Linked DNA regions of Homo sapiens: region 2 is linked to region 1. Evidence: chromatin loops called from intact Hi-C (ENCODE). Cell type or tissue: sigmoid colon. All regions are shown on one strand. Links, peaks and the distances in the headings refer to the core of each region. The heading gives the core; the rest is flanking DNA. Region 1 overlaps BHLHE41 (basic helix-loop-helix family member e41). Region 2 overlaps SSPN (sarcospan).

Region 1 (17,636 bases), core at 12,247-14,746:
TTGAAGACATCATAACCTTTTGTCCCATATACTTCATCATGTATACCCTAAGAACAAGCAATTCTTTCATCTTCATAGTACAATGACCAATTTCAGGAAATTTAATATTAATATAATGCTATTATCCAATATAGAGACCAGCACTTCCACTTCTGTCTCTGATGGAGTATCTGGGACTAGTCCTCTTGCCTTAACTGTAAAACTGGATGAAATATCAAAGGCAAGTGTTTTCAGACATTGGCGAACAAGCAATACGAGGCAGAGTAGGCAATGCAAGACTGCAATCAATCCCTGAAGGCAGGGAAACCTAAGAGGTGAACGTCATGATGAGCCTGGCTCCCTGCCTGGGGAAATTTTCCTAACTGCAGAGTAGTGATCCAGAATGCACGCAGAGCACAGCAGTCCCTCTGAACTGAGGAGGAAGAGATCAGAGGTTGGGGCAGCTGAAGTGCCAGAATCTGCAAGGCAAGGTCCCAGGGAGATGGGAGCTGTGCAGGTTACAGAAATAAAATTATGAGTTCATACTAATACCTCTACTTCCAATATAATTGCACTAGGCTTTCCCTAGCCTTCCCCCAGCCCATATTTCTGGCTCCCTTTCAGAAGCCCGGTTTGAGAGCAGACAGGCAAAGTCACCATTTCCACTGTCCAGTTTCCTAGCCAAGGGAAAACCTGCCAGTGATAAGGTGCGTAAAATGAGGGATGTGGCCCAAGAGTCATTGGTTTGAAACCCAGAGAACTGATGACGTAAAACTCAGAGAATAACAGATTTAGTAAGGGTGCACCAAACATAAATAGAAATGTAGGGGGTAGAGAACAGCATATTTGCCATCTAAAGCCCCAGTTGTGATATTCTTTAACAAAAATTCCCAGTTATTTAGTTGTAGTTTTTTTAAATTGACTCACTTATTACTGCTTACCACAGCTCCTTCCTTTCTGAGTACTGTATTTTGATTCCTTTCTTTATTGTCTGGTGTCCATCTTTCAGTAACTTTTTTCAAGAAAGCTTCGTGGATTTGGTCTCCCTTGGTTCCATGATTATCACCTTGGCCACATATCGTAATGAACTTGAAAACTTTTGAAAAACTACTGACTTTTGGGCATCATCCCAGACCAATTCAGTCAGGTTCTCTGAGGGTAAGATCCATGCAACAGTATTTTAAAAAAAAATTCCTCTAGTGAGTCTAATATGCAAATGAATATCTCCAATCTCAAATAAATTACACAAACAGGCTCTCTTAGTGGGGCAAAGAAAAACCAAAGAAAGTTGCAAGTGAAGTTCAAAAACACAGGGTTGATTTGAGAATGTTGGTTTGTTGCCTTTATACTAAAGGAACTCCTTGGATTTTTTTAAAAAATGCATCACTTTTTTCTTTCTCTCACAACTATATAGGCTGGTGCATTTCAAATTTTAATGTGCTTTGGTCCATTGGAATCATCTTTGCATCTGGTCAAAATGCAGATTCTGATTCAGTAGATCTGGAATGGCAACTGAGATTCTGCATTTCTAATAAGCTCACAGGCGATGCCAATGCTGCTGGTTCATGGACCACACTTTTGAGTAGCAATGGTATAAATCCTGCTCCTCTGCCTTCTGTAATAAGAATTGCTTTGGAGGAATCTGGGGATACCTGAACATGGCCATTGTTTCCCTCTTGAGTGGCTTGCTTCTTTTTCCTTGGATGTTAATATGATTTTCTTCTTATCTTTGAAATTCAGATATAGTTAGGTTACATGTGTTAAGCCATAAAATAACGATTCCCACATTGATATTGCATTTGCCTCTGAACCCTTTTTTGTTCTTGTGCCTGTGAGGCCTAACTCCACAAGACTTTCAGCTCTTCCTGAGGACTTTTCATAGGATTGACAGGATGCCTGGCCTACCTAGTGACTGAGATTCTGGTTTCCTTATTTATGCATTTGTTACAATCAAATGGGTTTGTTCTTTGCAACCAAAAAAAATTAAAGACTATGGATTTTAAACCAGACAATGTAAAAATAAAGACTGCATAGAATGCTGTGGCAAAAAGCAACATTAATGCAAAAAAAATTTAGTTATAGTGGTGACTGGCAGAAAGAAGGGCAAGGGCAAAGAAGATTCCTGTATTCAATGGGCTTCTTACAAGTCATTATTTGAGCTAGGTTGAATGACAGACTTGTAAATAAGAGAAAAGGGTTAAAAAAAAAGTTATGGTGCCAAAAAAGAGAGGAAGAAAAAATAAAAGATTAGAATGTGATGCTAAATGATGCTAGAATACTTTAAACCAAGTAAAAGCTGTAAATTAAGAAATAAGAATAAAAAATTTTAAACGAGTAACAAGCCAAATTTTAAACCAAGAAAACTATTTTTAAAAGCCCTAATAAAACAGAAGTATGAGCTATAAGATAAATGGAATAAAGGTTGGAGCAAGAAGATAAATTTAAAAAGAAAATTAGAAGGTTAAAATAACTAAGGTCAAAGTTAAAAATGAGGTCAGTTATGAAATAATTTAAAGCAGATATTCTAAGTAAGTAAAGGTTGAAAGCCAACAGGGTAATAAGGTAAGATTTAAAATAGGACATGAGATACTTTAATCCTTCATGAGAGTAGGATTAAAGATAAAAATAATCAGATGATTTATATGGATGTTAAGATATCATCAAACATAAAAAAAAAGTTTAAGTTAGAAGTAAAAAGAAGAGAAAACATACAAGGAGTAAGAGGGCTTGGAGCTTATCTGTCTTTTCCCCCAAAATAATCTTTTAATGGAGTAGTGGTGTCTTAATGGGGTAAAAACCCAAGAGGACAGAGAGCAATGTGACACCTTGGTCATGGAGGCTCCCCTTTGCTCCCCTCAGCAAGTACCAGAATGCCAGCCTCACCAGCAGTAACCAGAGAAGACAGACAGGAGGTTTCATACAGCAAACTCACAGCTGGATGGCACCAACCTGACCCAGGAGAAACTCCCTGGCCTGCCAGCTACATTCCCTCCTGGATTATCTCCTCCAAATTTAGCCCATGCACAGAGTCAGGGGAACTACCCTCTCGAGATCAATAACCTATGAAAACTCAGGTTTCAACAGTTGTCTCGTGTCTCTAGAAAGTTTAAGGACTGGCCCAGCCTCCAGAGTTTTTAAAAAGGTATTTATTCAATAAATGTTTATTGAGCCTCTTCCCTGTCCCAGGCAGCGTACTAGACTCCAGGAATGCGATGATGAATGAACAACAGATCTCTCTTAACAGAGGTCCAGACTTGTTACATGCGGCGGATAGGGAAGTTTTAACAGGTAGTTTCAATGCATCACCAACGGCACAAGTGGAAGCCTTGGCTTTGAGCAGGAGGAGGGTCACATTTCCTCTGCAGCTGGAAGGAAAGTGAGGACACGGGAGGAGGAAAGCAGGGAGGGCTGAAAGCTGGGGAAAGCATGACCATTGGCAGAATTTTCTTGGTGAAATAGGGGTTTTCCTGAGAGAGAGGAGTCTGGAAATAAGCCGAGGTCTTGGGTAAGTGGGAGAGAGAGGTCTGGGAGGGTCATAAGGAAATTCGAGAAGGAGCTAAGAACAAGTAAACAGTCTGACAGACAGCAGTGCAGGCCAAGCGAAGGCTGGAGGTGGTGCCAATCTGCCTGACAGGACTGTTAGGGCGTCCAGGTGCTGGAGACATACACAATTAATTACAATACAATGTGAAGAGTCTCAATGTGACAGGATGATTTACTGAGACGTTACTCTCTGTCTGTTCTCCTTGCATTTCCCCCCTCAACCATTTTCAAGAATGGCTCTGGGGCTAGTTACATCAGGGGAGTTTTGAAGCAAACCTCCTACCAGGCCCTTTATTTTTTTCTTTTTTATAGCAGAGGTCTCAAAGCAGCCTTCTCCAGATTGAATAATACTTTAACAGATAGATTTCATTTGTAATGAATAGTGTTTTGAAGTTTTCAAAAATAATTGCCAACATTTTGAAAGTAGATTTCACATAAAATCTAGATTTCAGCTTTTCCTGGAAAAATTGGATGATCTCGCAATACTGGGCCTACGTTTTCACCAGGCTGCAATTGCTTGGAGCTGAGTAATGTCTGTCCCTTTTAAAGGAGGCGCAACCTCCAGTTCACTCTGGTCCCTACCATTTTCTCTGCCAATACCATTCATTCAGGTTAGCTGCCTGGTCTCTGCAGCCCTCTCTAAATAAAGCTGGAAATTATGTTAGGGGGAAGGAGTGGAGGCAGAAGCAATAAGCAGTGGGGCACAGGTGTGCAGCTCCTTGGGCGTGGCAAAGCCCAGGAGGGGAATAGGGACACAATGCCCCAAAGGCCTAGGACTTCCAGCATCAGCAAAGACTCCTACCTAGAAAGTGACAGAGAAGGCAAGGATACCAAACAGCAGGCTCTGACACTGACAATTATCTAGGGCAGTCTGAGAAAGAAGGGGTCCTTCCCCTGGTTCCTGAAATCCCGAGTCCTTGTGAAAATCCTAGAGAGTTTGGGGAGGGGAGGGGGACAGGAGAGTCCACAATGACTGAGATCATTTTCCAACAGCCCTTGGGGAAGTAGCGTGAAGTCAGACTTAATGAGAGAAAATAAGAATATCCATCACTTCTTGTACATGCACGTTTGTGGAATAAGATGTTAAACATCAAAATGGAGATTTAAAGAAAGGGCTAAGAGTAAAGAAGTGGGTGAGGTTAAGTTTTGACTAAAATAGTTATGGAAGTTTTCACAGAGGAGGTGCAATTTGAGCTGAGTTTTGAAGGATGAGTAGGAGGTATCCAAATGTAAGTTAATCTACCTAAAGACAAACATTTGAGAGTGCAAAGCATATTCAGGGAACTTGCAGTAGTTCCGTGCAACTAGGCCATTAGATGCTCATCTTTCGGTGGGGGAAAACAGGACAAGGAAGGAAATGGAAGAGAGTGAAACCAGAAGGGAAGGTTTAAGCCTTCACACATTCTTCATGACTGTATGAAGTATACTATGCTTTAGTATACCTTCTGTGTTTAGAAAGTTAATTGACTGGGCGCGGTGGCTCACGTCTGTAATCCCAGCACTTTGGGAGGCCAAGGCGAATGGACCACAAGGTCAGAAGTTCGAGACCAGTCTGCCCAACATGGTGAAACCCTGTCTCTACTAAAAATACAAAAATTAGCTGGGCATGGTGGCAGCGCCTGTAATCCCAGCTACTCGGGAGGCTGAGGCAGGAGGAATTGCTTGAACCCTTGAACCCGGGAGGCGGAGGTTGCAGTGAGCCGAGATCGTGCCACTGCACTCCAGCTCTGTGGGACTGAGCAAGACTCCATCTTGGGGGAAAAAAAAAGAAACAAAGTTAATTGTGCTGGCTGTGTGTTCAATGCTTGGGGAAAGGGAGATTGGACAAAGGCCGTTAAGTAGGCTCTTGCAACAGTCCAGGTGAGAGTTGATAAGGGTTTGAATAGTCACTGTGGGAATGGAAAGGCGGGTTTGGATTTCAATAGTCATTTATTGAGTACTTACTGTGTGCCAGGCATTGTGCTAGGTGCTGAGATTACACAAATAAATACTGAGCCTTGCTTTGAAGAAGCTCATTGATTAAGGGACAAAGATGACCACACCTGGTAGAGCCAGCCTAGAGCTGAAGCAGCTGAGACTGTCAAGCCTTAGTCTCATGTGTTGTACATTCCATCATGGGTCACATTCTGAGGGTCTGTTTCCACACAGGGGTTGGGGCCATCTAAGAGGTGAGATACAACCTACCTTGCAAGTTTTGAAACTCATTTCTTCCTCTACAGGGCTATTACAGCTATTCTTGCTGACTAAAGGGATCAAATGATCAAAATCTCCTTTAATTTTCAATTTTACAGAAGGAACTTCTCTAGATGAGCAATTTTTTAGACATGGTAACTTGCAATCATTTGGACTAAGGTGAAATTGAATTAACTCTATTGTTAAGGGAACTCCATTAATGCTTCATCACTGTTTCCAATAAGCTTCCGAATCAGGCTGAATCTTTTCCCACTTGCAGGTATAAGATGTTCACTGCCTTTGCCTCCTTACCACTTGCTGACTTCTCTATGTAGTTTATTCTTTGGATCACACAGTGCCTGGGACATAGGTGTTCAGTAAGAGTGGAGGACATGGGTTCGTAACACGCAATGTGATGCTTTGAAAAGTTGTGCGCTGTTATCTTTGGAGGCGATCAAACTGAACTAGTTGCTAGAAATGTTCATTCATCCAGAAAATATTTATTGAGAGTCATACATATTTATTTACAAAAGGCCATGTTTATTTACTTATTTATTGCCAGACACCATTCTTGCATTGCACAAAGCAACGAACCAAACTAAGTCCCTGCTTATCCTAGTGAGGTGGACAAGCAATAAACAGATTATGAGTGTGTATACACACACAGTACATCGTTGTAATGACAGGTGATACCTGCTATTTAGAAAAACAAAACAGTAAAAATAAAGGATGATGTTGGTGGGGAGGAAGCATTTTATACATTGCCTATGGGTTGCTCGGGGAAGGCCTTTCTAAAGAACGGTATTTGAAAAGAGACTTACAAAACATGGAGAGAAAAGGTGACGGAATTGGCTTTCCAGATATCTGGGGACCCAGTCTTGCAGGCAGAAGAAGGAAAAAATGCAAACATTCTGGTAAAGAATCAAGCCTGTCCTGCTGGAAGACCAGCAGGGAGGCTAGTATGAAAGGAGTGAGGAAAGGGGAGAAGAAAGAGGAGACCGTGAGTAGGAATTGATAGGATTAGAGATCCAGCCCTTTCACCTGACATTCTTCCTAAGGGCCAACTGAAAAAATTTCATGCTGAGGGAGAGGATGACTAATTGTCGTAAATAATCATTGTGTTGGCAAATGCCTGGGAAGCTTTGAGACTTTGCTAGGAGTCGTAAACATCACGAGCGGTGATGAACTTGCCTGTATGATCGCTGCTGTATCTCCAACGCCTGGCACATATAGAAGCTCAATATATATTTGAGTGAATGTTTGAAGTTTATCTTTGCTTTTTCAACCTTTCAGAATATTAATGACTAAACTGTCTCGTGCAAACGGTCTAACGTGGTGGGGGGCCGCGGGGAGGAAGTGCAATTGAAACTCAACCTATAGGACATTATGCATACATATCATTAACAGACAAACAACAAACAAAGGATGCCTTGTGCTTTGTTAATGTCTGTTAGCTTCCAGCAGCCTGTCTCCAGGGTGGCACTCACTGTGCCATTTAGACTGGAGAGATTACAACCATTCTGTAATGTCTTAGCAAATACTGGCACCTGACCTGTCCAGATATTTCTGGCAACGTCTGAGATCTTTTTCCATCACATGACCAAAGCCATATTTGCAGAGGGTAGTGGTACTTCTCTACTTTTGCAACACCCTTGGGTATACTCAGTTATCTAAAAGACACCATGAACTCCAAATTACTCCAAAGTAATTGTTCATTTTAGGCTGTTTATAAACAGGCATGTTTCAGAAAGTGTTACAAAATCAACGTGGTCACTTCCAAGAGTGAAAGTGTTAGATGACCAATTTGCCCAAAAGGGGTTTGTAAATAACTAGATGGTAATTTACCAAAAAAAACCCAACCAAACAAACAAACAAAAAAAAAACAACAAATCCATCCCCCGGCCCCTGGCTACATTAGTTTCCTTCATTTTACTGCACCATGCAAAATCCGTTCGTGCCATAAAATCACTTCTCTTACTTTACACCTTGAACGGAAAGTCCCAGTGTATTTCATCACAATTAAACAAATCGCCTAGTACTTAATTAGTGGGAATTCAATTTGCAAAACTCCACGTGAGCCCAGTGAAAAGATGTAATGCCTCAGACAGCCGGTACTGCGACACCTCGTTTGCCCAGAACTCTCCTCTGGCACTTTCTCCCCACCCCCACCCACCACCTGGGGTTTTCCCCGCAAGTCCTGGCCCGGGGCCTGGACCTGCTGAGGTCCCGCCCGGCCGCGGCCCGCTCTAGACCGGAGTTCCCGCCCCAAGGCCCTTCTGAGGCGGGTGTCGACCTTCGCGTAACCCGCGCCCAGGAGGGCCGCTCGGAAACTGCTGTGTCAGAATGGTTTGAGGAGTCCCGAGTCAGAGCCAGCTTTAATTCGGGAGGGATGACTACCCAGGGCTGGCCCGCGGAGACGCAGCCGGGAAGGGTGTGGTGCAGCTGTCGGGAGAGCGCGCCCGGGCCCGGCCGCCTCGGCTCCGCCCTCGGCCCCACGGTCCCCCATCCCGCCGCCCGCCAGCGCCCCGGGGCCAGCGTCTGGAGAACTGTGGACGCGCACGCGCGTAGGACGGCGAGCAGGCCCCGCCCCTCCCCGGCCCCCTCTCACGTGCTGCTCAGCGTGCGCCCAGACATGTGCGGGCACACGTGACAGCGCCGCGTCCGGCCCCGGTTCCCTAACCCCGCGCGGCTGTACTTTGAACCCAGGCGTGGGAGACTGGAGCAGGGAAGGGAGGAAGGAAAACCAGGCGGGGAGGCCGGCCTCGGGGAGAATGATATCATCTGCAGCTTTATCGCTAGGCAACCTAAGAATGCTTTTCCTCTCTCTCCAATCCTAGAGCCCCTTGAAGAGCTCAAGGCTGATGACATTATTCCCCCCTCCTTTCCCTCCAACCCCCCATGCAGCGCTCAAACGGTGATTCAAGGAGCAAGGGTTGGTTTACTAGTTTTAAAATGAGGATCTTAGCAGGCACAGTTCAGAAATCGATCCATTATCGCGCCCACTTGGGTCTGCAGAGGCCTTCGGGGGTGCCTGCAGTCAGGTGCCTCTCTGGTCATACGCGGTTTACACAACCACGATATGGCTAGGCAGATAGATAAGCCTTGTTCAAGATAATATGTATTTGAAAACTAAGTCCTGCTTAAGGTGTCTTAGAATCCTGTGTCTTTATAATACTATAAGGGTTTTTCTGGTTGCTCTGAGTTACAGGTCGCCAGGAGTTGGGTCAGACTGAAGTCCCCCTGTTACAGCTAATTTTCGAATCACAGTGAGGAAGCCGCAAGGCCGCATATGGAAGCAACATGTATTAAACTATCTGGCAGATACTCAATATCTCTGTTGTGCAGCACATAATATTCTGTGTGCACACCCATATGGAAAAGGCTCCAAAATTGAAACCTTAGCTAAAGTTCACAGTGCCCTAAAAATACTCTATATAAAAACTGTAGCACATGGCCCTCTCTCCAGCTTGCTGGATTCTAGAGGTTCTCTCTGACCAGCTTCATAGGTTATTTTGGTCCTAGATCCCTTCTGTTATAGAGAACCTCTAGGGCACAACCAGGACCACACAGGTATAGAGGGGCAGAAAGCCCACCGTTATGTGGAGACTTCCAAACTAGGAAAGGCACATTTCTGGATGTCTCCAAAGTGAGTGGATGATGGAATAGTATGGTTATTTGTAGGAGACTTTGAAAATTATTTCCCTAGAATTTCATCTCTCTCAAAATTATTGCATGCTCTATGCCATAATTTAGCAAGATTATTATGGTGATAATCTTTCCTTCTCCACCAGCAAGTATACTCTGCCTTTGAGGATCGCACATGGGCTAGCTCAACTCATTCCATGAGAAAACCTTAGCCTGTCCCTCCCCATTACTAAAACTATGGCATAAAAGTATAAAGAGCACTAGACTCAGAACCAAAAATCCTGGTTCTCTTACTGAGCTCTATGACCTTGGACTAGTTCTTTGCCTCAGCTTCCTCCCAAAGGTTTTTGAAAATCAGGCCTTAGGATGCCATGTTTCCCTCTAGAACTGCTCAGTCTCTCTCACTCCCTTACTCGAAGGGAAAGAAGTCACCATTAGTTTCTTTTGTAAAACAGATAGATGGAGGAGGTGAGACAAAGAGCTGCTCATGAGGTACTGCTTTCGTTCCCCTACCACATGAGATATGATCATGCTCTGAATACTATCATATCTCACTTCGCAGCAGGAAATATCGTGACTCCCTAGTCCCAGCCCATGGTTCAAATCCTCAGGAGGCGATTTTGGTGAGAGCCAGCATAGCAGTCACGCTCTAAAGAGACTGGCAAGTTAGGAAATCCTTGCTTAGACCTCAAGTCAAATATAGCCAATTAAACTGTACTGCAGCTTATTGTAAATGGCACTTTTTAAAGTTTAATTTCCAGTTGTTCATTGCTAGTGTATAAAAATACAATGTATATTTGTTTATTGATGTTTTCTTCTGTAGCTTTTCTAAATTCTTGTATTTGTTCTAGTAGGATTTTTTTTTGGTAGATTGATTCCCTATGATTTATGTACCTGATAATGTCATCTCTAAATAAAGAAAATTTTACTATAAAAACGTAAATAAAGTGTAGTGCAGCTTAGCACGGGAGCAGGGTCGGCCAGAACCTTCTCTTTGGAGATGGCCTCATGCCCTTATTGTGCTGCCGTTCCTTCTGTAAAACCCAGCTACTTCTCACCTAGGCCTCCTCACTTGGATGTAATTAGTAGCTCCCACCCCCACCACAGCAGTGTATCCATCCCTGGATAACACTTACTGTGTTGCAATGTAATTTATTTTAGTATAGGTCTATCACCCACACTAGACTCTGAGATCTTCAGAGGTTAATCTTTGATTCTCTAGCACTTACCATGGCACCTCACATACAGCAAGCAAAACAAATATCTGAATCCCCACACCATTTATTGAATCCATAAACTCAAGAAGAAAAGGAATATGCTGTAATCGATGAGGAGTCTGAAACCTCTCACCATGGGTGTGTCTAAATTCAGAGGCAGCATCTGGACCTACACACCCATCCTGCCAGTTCCCCAGAATACTTTTGCATTCTGCCGGCTGCCCAAGAAGTCCAATACCCAGAGGCAGGGGAGGTTACATACTAGAAGCAGGAGCCAGAGTCATCCTTAAATCAAAATGCTGAGTCAGTTTCACTAGTGGCCCTCCCTCCCCTATTCTTAGCAACTAGAGAGAGGTGTTCATCTAATCAAATAACTTATTCCTGACATGCAAATTTGTTTATTTTGTGGTTAGTTGTGGGCTAAAACCATTAGCAAGTTGCTTTTATTTTTATGTAATAAAATGATGGCAAAATATATAACGTATTTGAAGGCATTTGCATAAGTAATCTTGAAGGCATTTGCATAAGAAGCATCGCTGAGAATCTGGAAGTTAAAGGAAATAAAAAAGCTGAGAATCTATCTGGAAGTTAAAGGAAATAAAAAAGGTCACAGATTCTACAAATTCACACAACTTACTTGTAGAACAAACCCTCAGGTCCTCTGTCAGAGCCTATTTACTCTAATTTTAGCACATTTCAAATGGGCGTGGTAGTGTTTAAATGGTTTCCCAGCCCACAGTAAGTCAGAGGTAGCAAATTAGATAAGAGATGGAGGAAGCACTCTGAGGCTTCAAGAAGTGACAGCTGACAGGCTAGCTGTGCGTAAAGAGACTGAAAAACCCTATAAAAAGCAGGTAGAACTCAAAAAAAAATTTGGTGCAGGTGCAATTACTCCCAGATGTCATGCATAGTGCAAAAATGATGTTTACAATGATGACCCTGAATTATTGAGAAAGGTTAAGTATGTCCAGGTTAAGACATTTAGAGGATATGTGTAATACATTTTAGTATGCTTTCCACTAAAAATTCAAAAATGAAAAACAGCACTGGCATTTGAACATAGAAGTTTTAGTTTTCTAAACCACTGACTGTCCCTCCTGTCGGACAAACTAGGCATCACTGAATTTAGAATTTTAAAATATCAACATTTAAAAAAGGTGGTTTTATATTTGTTTGGAGTTTTCAATATGGAATCTCTGAACGAGCATAAGAAACCCGATTTTAAGACAAACGTACAACTCCTAGAATAGCATATTTTTAAAGTACATGCTGCGCATGTTTTCTAGTATAAATCCCATCTTAATCACACAAAATATGTGATAATTTCCCACGTCAATCCCTTACTTAAATTCTTCTATGAAAAACTAGAACTTCCATGGGACTTTAGCATGCACTGTAAATCCATCTTGAACTTGTTTAAAATAACAGTGAGAACAATGGGTGGGTCTAAATATATTGAGCTGAGGGTCCAATAGGTTAAGAATTTTTGTTTAATGAAAAATATCAGGTTGCTACCTGAAGTAAAATACCATGATCACAACAGTACAGCCAGCTTTTGGCAATATAATGGTCTTAAGTCATTCATGAGAGCTCTGTTCATTTCTAGCTAATGTAAAAGTCCTTCGTGTGTTTGCCCAGCCATGTCTCTCCAGAGGCTCCACTGGCAATCACTTTCCATGGAAAGGTTAAGAATTGACCTGTGACATAGAAAGGAGTAGGCTGAGCCTCCTTTTACATAACTTTTGAACAAATCTCGGGTGGTGGGCAATAACCAAAGTCATCGCCTGGATGGCCAGAAACAGGGAACTAAATGAAAAATAGTTTCACAATGATAGGAACTAAAACTCCAAATTTTACATAGCTATTAAAGTGTTGTTTCTAGTGCCTTGAAAACGTGCTTAAGGTTAGCTCTTTGGAGGGGAGGGAAGGGCCATTTTTTTTCAATTCAATATAAAGTTTGCTAAGAAATGTGTTATATAAAATTAATCTTTTTAAAGATTATGTAAAATATATGTATGTAAAATTAAATTTTTATGAGTATAATACTATACTCATAAAAACATTGACTCAAGATTCATATTTGCCTGAAGTTGGAAAATCATTTTAGCTGAAATTTCACCACTACAAGTATAGAAGCCTCTTTAGTGAATTATGACTTCAGCCTTTTAATTCATTAAAATAAATCAATGACTAAAATAAAGTTTTTTCAGATTTTCAGATACAATATAGACAATATTATTTTTGCATTTCTGTTCTAACTTTATCTTACCATGTTACCATATGGGCACTTGGACTAAATAACTGACTTGTAAAATCTGGCCCAACTCTGAAGATTTTTTTATCTCATTATACCAAAATTATACACATGCTAAAAACACTGTATTATCCTCTGATTCACTTTTAATCCTTTTTGGTTATGAAACTAATATTACTACAGTAGTGGCATCAAAATATAGCTCAAAATATTTGAAATGCTGTTTTTCCCATTATTCTGATTCAGATAATTTTTCTAAAGTTCAATAAATTAACAATGCTGAAAAATCCTACATAGTTTTCTAGTGTTGATTTCAATTTCCTTTGTTCTATGGTTTGTTACGAAGCTTCATGGGGGCTGCTCAATCAAGTTCAGCTTACTTGGTCCAAGATACTGCAATGGGAAGTAGTTGAGTGACTGAGGGATATAATAGAGCTGGCCACTAGTGCTAGTGCTGACTCTAGGTAGCTCTGTGACCTTGGGAAGATACTTAATATCTCTGGGCTTCCTTTCTTTTTTTCCTATCACGAAATGCAGGGGACTGGATGAGCTGTGGCTCCTTCTGGCTTCATACTGTTATGACTTGCAGTTCAGTTGCCATAAAGTCAGCAGAGGGAGCACTTTTTCTACATCTTATACAATCTGACTCTCATTTAAACATTTTCAAAAATCAAGGGGTTTGTGAAGAACATTCCTGAAACTAAAAGCTGACAATCCTTCACTGTTTGTATCATATCACAGATTTGAATGGAAATTTGAGAAAAGTCTAGAAATTATTTCTGATCCTGGAATTCCATGATAAAGTCCCATGACAGAATTATTTTATAAAAAGAAGCCAAAACACTCTCATATTAAGCACCCCTTTGTGATCATCTATTTATACAAGACCCAGTGAAAGAGGAACACCTGACCATACTAGAGAGGCTATGTGATGTCACAGACGAAAACTGAAAAACTTGTCAATCATTAAAACAATAGAAAATTGGGTCTAACATAAACAAACCACACAAGTTAATTGGTAGGTTTTTCTTTTGCACTTTTCATTAAGATACATTGGGAACGAGCAGGTAGACAAAGCCAGAGCCTGGAGGCTTGCAAGAGATTGGAAATGTGTGACATCAAGCCAATGACAAAAAAAAGCTGTAAATCTGAGAACTGTAGTGATTTGTATCCCTATAGTTATAGATATCTTAAAACTAATTGAGCATCCATTATGTCTTTTTTAATTATTAGACAATATCATATCGTATATTAAAGTTTTTATTCCTTAGTAAGAATTTTTAAATCACAAAATAGTGTGGCAATATTTAGGTAATAGAATTTATGGAGTGCTGAAAATACTAGAATATAAAGGTAATTTCTAGTTTATCGTCACATACTAAACTTTTCTAAACCAGCTGGTTTCTCACAGACAGTATTTATTTTTTTAAAATAATTTAAGACAGCATAAGCTTGTACCAAGCATAAGCATTGTAACAAAAGTGCAACTTTTCAGCAAATCCTCCCCAAAAGATATTTTAACTCAAAATATCATTAGCACATATTTTCTCCCTACAAAAATAGCATGTCAGACATCATTAATTGGATGTATTAACAACTATGTACATAAGAGCCACCTTGTAGGCTAAGAGTTTAACGTTGTTTAAACACAGCGTTTGAGGCAAACAGTAGCAACAGCAGCAGCAAATGCACCAAACTGACGAAAAGACCCAGATATTTTCCTCACTCATAGTCAGACTGTTGTGTCTCACCCCTTACATAACATCCAAGTGAGATTTCTCACAGTGCTACCTTGGCAACAAACTAAAAATATCTAGACAAGGTCTTGGTTTAAGCCTTATTAAAAAAGCTTTCTTTGTGATTATCTGGTATCTGGTTTGGTCTCCAGAAAATACATAGACTTGGAGATAGGAAGGCCTCACAGGACTTCATTCTATATCTTTACAGCATTTGCAATCAAAACTGGCCAGTTAAATGCTTTCGTTCACTTTTGAATTTTAACAGAATATAGGATATATCAGTTTGGACTTGTTTTTTGTTGTTGTTGTTTTTTGTTTTGTTTTGAAGTTCAGTGCACTTTTTTTTACAGTAAGATTACAAAAATTTAGGAACATGATGGATTAATGAGAGTGGGAATAGATGCACTTGAGATGTGTATGTATAGATACCTATCTATGGATAAATAGAAATCTGTACAGATAGATATCTATCTATATATGGACTTAGAAGAAATTAAGATGAGTCCATTAATTCATGGTCAATTTCTCAATAAAGTGTTAGCAAATGTACTAGGAATGATTCTGGCCTTCTCATCCATCTCCTTCCCTGACTTAGTTCTGACGATGGCCCAGCTCCGTGTTTCTTTAACGAGTGCAAGTTACTAAGAGATACCATTTAAACCACTTCAGAATAGGTTGCAACGTGAGAAACTGCATCCTCACTTCTTTGAAAAATATATGCCTTTTAGAAAGCTGAACATTAGAAAATACTGAAGAGTAAATTCAATTCTAAAAGAGCCTCAATCTGTTTGTGGAACGCCTCCTAAAACAGGCAGGGCAGCTTTGAGAACTAGCTCTACATAACAACTACCTGCTGTTCCATGTCAACTCCAAAGACGTCAAAGGTGTTAACATCTTTCCCCTACCCCGGGGTTCACCTAGCTCAGCCACAGAACAGACCCTTCTTACTTCCTCTCGAATTAGGTTCCAATTTTAAGAGATAATGGAACATGGCCTAAAAGGGGGCAAAATTTATTTGGGGGATTAAAAAAAAGAGCCAGTGTCTTTCGCATAGGATCTTTTACAGCTGGTGGGGGGAAGAAAGGGATGTTAGTGTGTGGAGGGTGGGGTGGTGCGGGATGAGCAAAACAGGAACTCCGAATGTACACATAACACCTGTTTTGTTGTTCTTGTTTATGCCTGTCGTGCATCTATTACACTTCCTCCCTTAAAGACCTTAAGGGTATTTTAACTTCTCACTCTGCTTGAACCTCCTTAAGGGTATTTTAACTTCTCACTCTGCTTGAACCTCCGTCCTTCGGGACGCAAGGATTCAGGGAGCTTCCTTTCCTGGCTGCGAGGGATCTTCCTGAGCAGAGCTCTCCGGGTTCCCCGGCTCGCGGGGCCCGGCGAAGGGCAGGTGGGTGCGGCCGTGCGGGTGCTGGGGGTGCGGCGCCCCAAGGGGCGCCACCTCGTGCGGCAGGAGGGTCGCGGCGGCGGCGCCCGCCTTCTCGGGAGGGGGCGACAACACCGAGGACAGGCAGGGGAACGCGGCGGCGGCGGCGGCAGCGGCGGCGGCGGCTGCCGCGGCTGCCGCCGGGGCGGGGATGCCGGGGTATAGCAGCGGGAACGGGGCGGCAGCCGCCGCCGGGTACAGATACTTCTCCAGGCCGCTCTTGTCCAGGAAGGGCTGCACGTAGGCGGCAGCTGCAGAAGGCGAGAGGAAGCAGAAGGGCAGGCAGAAGGGGGCCGCGGCGGCCGCGGGCTGCGGGAAGGGCGCGCCTCCGCCTCCGCCGAACGCCACCAGCGAGCTGAGCAGGGCGGCGTCGGGTCTCAGCAGCGCGGCCGCGGCGGCAGGGTCGGGCCCCAGAAGCGCGGCTGCCGCCGCCGCCGCGCCGCCCCCCGGGCCGCCGCCGCTGCCGCCGCCGCGGGAATCCAGCTTCATCCTCTTGGGCGCCGGCGAGTCCTCCCCGGGAGGCTCCTGCTTGATGGTGACGCGGCTCGCCCCCGCGCCTTTGCCTTTCTCGCGGTCCGGCCGGGCCTCGGCTTCGCCGCCGTAGCCGCTGTCGGTGTCCGTGTCGTTCTCGGCGGCGAGCTCGGCGCTGGGCTGAGTCCGCTGGATGACGGGCACGCAGTAGGCGAGGGGCTCCAGCTTCTGCCCCGCGCGCTCCAGGCAGGGGGCGGCCGCGGACCCGGCGGCCGAGGGAGCGCCGGTGCCTTTGCTCAGAGGGACCTGTTGAGTCAACAGCTGCGGGGTGGGCAAGAACTGGGTGGCCACGGCGTGCAAGTGGTTGATCAGCTGGACACACCGCGGCTCCCTGGGTGTCCAGCTCTCAAACCGGGAGAGGTATTGCAAGACTTCTTTGGCGCATGTTTGAAATCCCGAGTGGAACGCATCCAAGTCGGACTGAATGGGCGATTTCAGAGATCGCTCCCCTAGGATGAGGAAGGGATGGGGGTGGGGGACGGAGGAGTGGAGGCAAGAAGAAACATACCCACGTTAAAACATCTGCTTATCACGTGGGCCCTGCATCGACTAAAGTGATCTCGGTTTTTCCCCAGTATTCAAGTGATATAATCCACCAGTTGACGAGAGAAGCGGGGTGGCGGAGGTGCGGAGCGGGGAGAGGGCGCTCTCCTCCCAGCTGAAAACCAAAGTGGAGCGGGTGCAACCGCCACTTTAAATCCTGATTCCTCCGAGTTCTGCTGAAAGCCTCTAGGATGCTTCGGGAAATGGGCTCGTTCCAATGAAGGGAAAGTATAAGCAATTTAACAAATGAGAGGGAACCCATGAGCCCACGGAAAGAGATGGGGTGCGGGTGAGGGAGTCCTGACACTGCTCCCCTGTGGGCTGCCCCGCTTCATCAGGGTAGGCTGGCCTCCCTGAACTGACTTACCATTCTGTAAAGCAATTATCTTCTGATGCTGTTGCTCGGTTAAGGCGGTTAAAGCTTTTAAGTGTTTCAAAGTTAATTCCAAGACTACAGCTTTCTCCAGATGTCCCAGAGTCTGCAGTGGTGCAAAAAAGAAACGGGCACTTGGTTACTTAAAAACACACATTTGGCTTAATTGGCTGTCCATTCAGCACAGCAATTTAAGCAAACACTT
Region 2 (2,500 bases), core at 1-2,500, 110 kb after region 1:
AAAAAAAAAGCCAGAAAGCTTAGTAAGAAATGGCCTGTTAAATTACAAGAACTTCATCCAGTAGCTGAAGAACACCCCAAACTAGGTTTTTATTAGTTTATGTGAAATACCCTCATTTTCCCCCCAGATGATCCCAGAAAACAGCAGAGTCAAAAGCATCAGCTTAAGAGAGACCCCAATGCCATCTCAGCATCTGCACCTTAGTTAAAATAGGGAGTAAGAGAAAAAAAATAGAAAAAAAAAAAAGTCACTGCCAATGTCAGCCAGGTTGAGGATTCCCCACTAGGAAGATCTCATTAGCTACCTCTTTTTTTCCACCCGTGACAGGCATTGGCAAATACTGAGGCACTTTCCTCTTCTCCTGAACGTGACCTTTCTTGATGCTTGCTGCTAGCTCTCTAAGGTTGCATGCTACATTATCTTCAGGTTGAAAGTGAGCTTCAGCCCATCTCCAGATTTTCCAATGACACAACAGGGGACAGCTGACTTCCCTTATGCTTCTCACACTACTGGGGGGGCGAAGGCATAACATGCATCTTCATAGGGCGTTTCTCATCAGCATAGCCGCATTTTGGTGCCCCCATCTCGGGACCCTGGCCTAAGCTTTGTTAGAGGATTTATTTCCTCCTGTTGAATGCCCAGATAGCCAGGACAAGCAAACGGGCCATGATGACAGTCTCATTGTAGTCCACACGTGCACACACACGCACCCTCCCTTTCGCTTAGAGAAAATAGCCACGGGCTCTTTTTTTTTTCTCAAGCTGGGACAGCCCTCTGGGGGTTCGGGGATTGGGGGTAGGGTCCCTTCGCAGGCCCTCGATGCCACCAGCGCGTTCCTTTTTCCTCCCTGGGCTTTGCCTCTCTGCCTCTGGGCTTGGCTGGGCATCGGCTGCAGGTCGCGCTTCCTGCCTTTCCTAGTGGCCTGACTTTCTCAGGGCTCCCCTGGAGGTTCGGAAACGTGTCGGGGGCATGTGCCTGCGGAAACATTCCAGGGCACGTTCCCTCCTGCCCACATCCAGGAGGCCCCTGGGCTGCTTGCGGCAGCCTCCTCCCGAGCAGTGCGCTGCAGAAGGGCCCTTCCCGTTCAGGCCACCGGGGAAGGTAATTAAATTGGAGCAGAAACACCCTCCTCCCGAGGTCACCGAACGTGAAAGCTGCAGGCCGGGTACCAATTAAAGGCAGCGAGCGAGCGGAGACGCGCCCGGGCGCTGCTGTTACATAAGCGCCCGGGGCCACCGCGCCTCCGCCCGCTGCGCAGCGCCGGGCTGATGGGCTGACACCCGCAAGACAGATGCCTCCCGCGCCGGGCTTTTATCAAGATATATTTGCTCGGATTCTCAAGGTCATCGTAAACACTCTTCCTTATAGTGTATTCGTGCCATGTAGGTAAAACAAGCCACTTGATTTTAAATTACAGATTCTAACCCAGAAGCTTGTTGCTGTCAGATGAGTTAAAAGCCATGAAGGAAAAATGCCACAGCGCTGCAGATAAAGCCTGCAGGCTTTAGGGGGGATCGAGTATATATTTATGTCTTAAAATGGATAAGAAACTTGATTCCGTGGCTTTCTCTAGTTTACTTGGCCTGATGCTTTCCGGAGTGGGAGAAGCCGAGTCACTAAAGTGTGAGATAGATACGCACGATATAAATTTATTCATACTCAGAGAAGCTAAGGGGCATGGTTTTTCTTTATGTTCTCTTTGGGTTCTAGCATAAACGGTTTAATTAAAATTGAGCAACCACTGTGTTTGTGTAAATGTTTACATCCTTCCTACAAGCCAAGAATGCATTGTTACTCCCACATGACAAAATAAGACAAAAGCAGTCGAATTAATATCCTCAGTCCTCAGAACTGGCAGCTCTTTCCATCCCTACTAATTTGCTTATTATTTCACAAATACTTAAATAGGCTCCTGTATACCAGACGCTGTTCTAAGTTCTTTACAGACATCAACTCTTTTGATCCTTGTAATTATCCTGTGAAGTAGGTGCTATTATGATCATCATGCCAAGTTTACAGATGAAGAAGTACAGGTGCACAGGGATTGATGAATTTGCCCAGGGACCATGGCTAGTGAGGGGAGAACCTGACTCCCTGGTTCACGCTGTTAATCATCAGCCAGTACTGCTGCGCACTTGTTAAATGGTCTTGGGCACATCTTTTAATCTCTGAGCCAAAAAGTCATCTTTTAAAAATAGACAAAATTCCCATTTTCAGCAAATGGATTTTTGTGACTATCATGAATGAGTAAAATCTTTTTCAACTATTTGAATTATTTGCAGATTGAGAATGAGGGATTATTGTCATTGCTTCAAGATATTGCCCAACAAATGTTACAGAAAATTGCTATCTAAGGAGCTTGGTGCGGTGGCTCATGCCTGTAATCTCAGCACTTTGGGAGGCTGAGTCAGGAGGATCACTTGAGGTCAGGAGTTCAAGACCAGCCTGGGCAAAATGGTGAAACCCTGTCTCTATCAAAAAAAATACAAAAATTAGCTGG

The links. A loop is a pair of places that touch in the nucleus more often than their neighbours do. Peaks named below come from ENCODE experiments on the same cell type or tissue, not always from the same donor. Only the 100,000 strongest peaks of a DNase experiment are listed, where the experiment ranks them.
Region 2: a loop joins it to region 1, with 2.1 times the contacts of the local background. A loop is called at or near these places in 13 of 110 quality-filtered maps.

The regions. Positions count from the first base shown.
Region 1 is chr12:26,106,205-26,123,840 of GRCh38, forward strand. BHLHE41 (basic helix-loop-helix family member e41) reads right to left here. Exons shown (of 5, transcript NM_030762.3): 4 at 17,426-17,537; 5 at 13,826-16,964. The coding sequence ends at 15,862. It also overlaps a transcript of SSPN not described here. Among named protein-coding and RNA genes, the nearest start is that of BHLHE41, 10 kb to the right of the region's middle. RefSeq lists a silencer at 7,956-8,305. In sigmoid colon, for the core only: a CTCF peak has its summit at 13,423 (motif pointing right); no DNase peak of the experiment used is centred there; H3K27ac peaks cover 67 bases.
Region 2 is chr12:26,225,758-26,228,257 of GRCh38, forward strand. The region is part of intron 2 of SSPN (sarcospan); the gene reads left to right. All of the region lies in intron 1 of SSPN-AS1 (SSPN antisense RNA 1), which reads right to left. Among named protein-coding and RNA genes, the nearest start is that of SSPN, 31 kb to the left of the region's middle. RefSeq lists an enhancer at 491-1,126. In sigmoid colon, for the core only: no CTCF peak of the experiment used is centred there; a DNase peak (open chromatin) is centred at 1,084; H3K4me3 peaks cover 1,272 bases.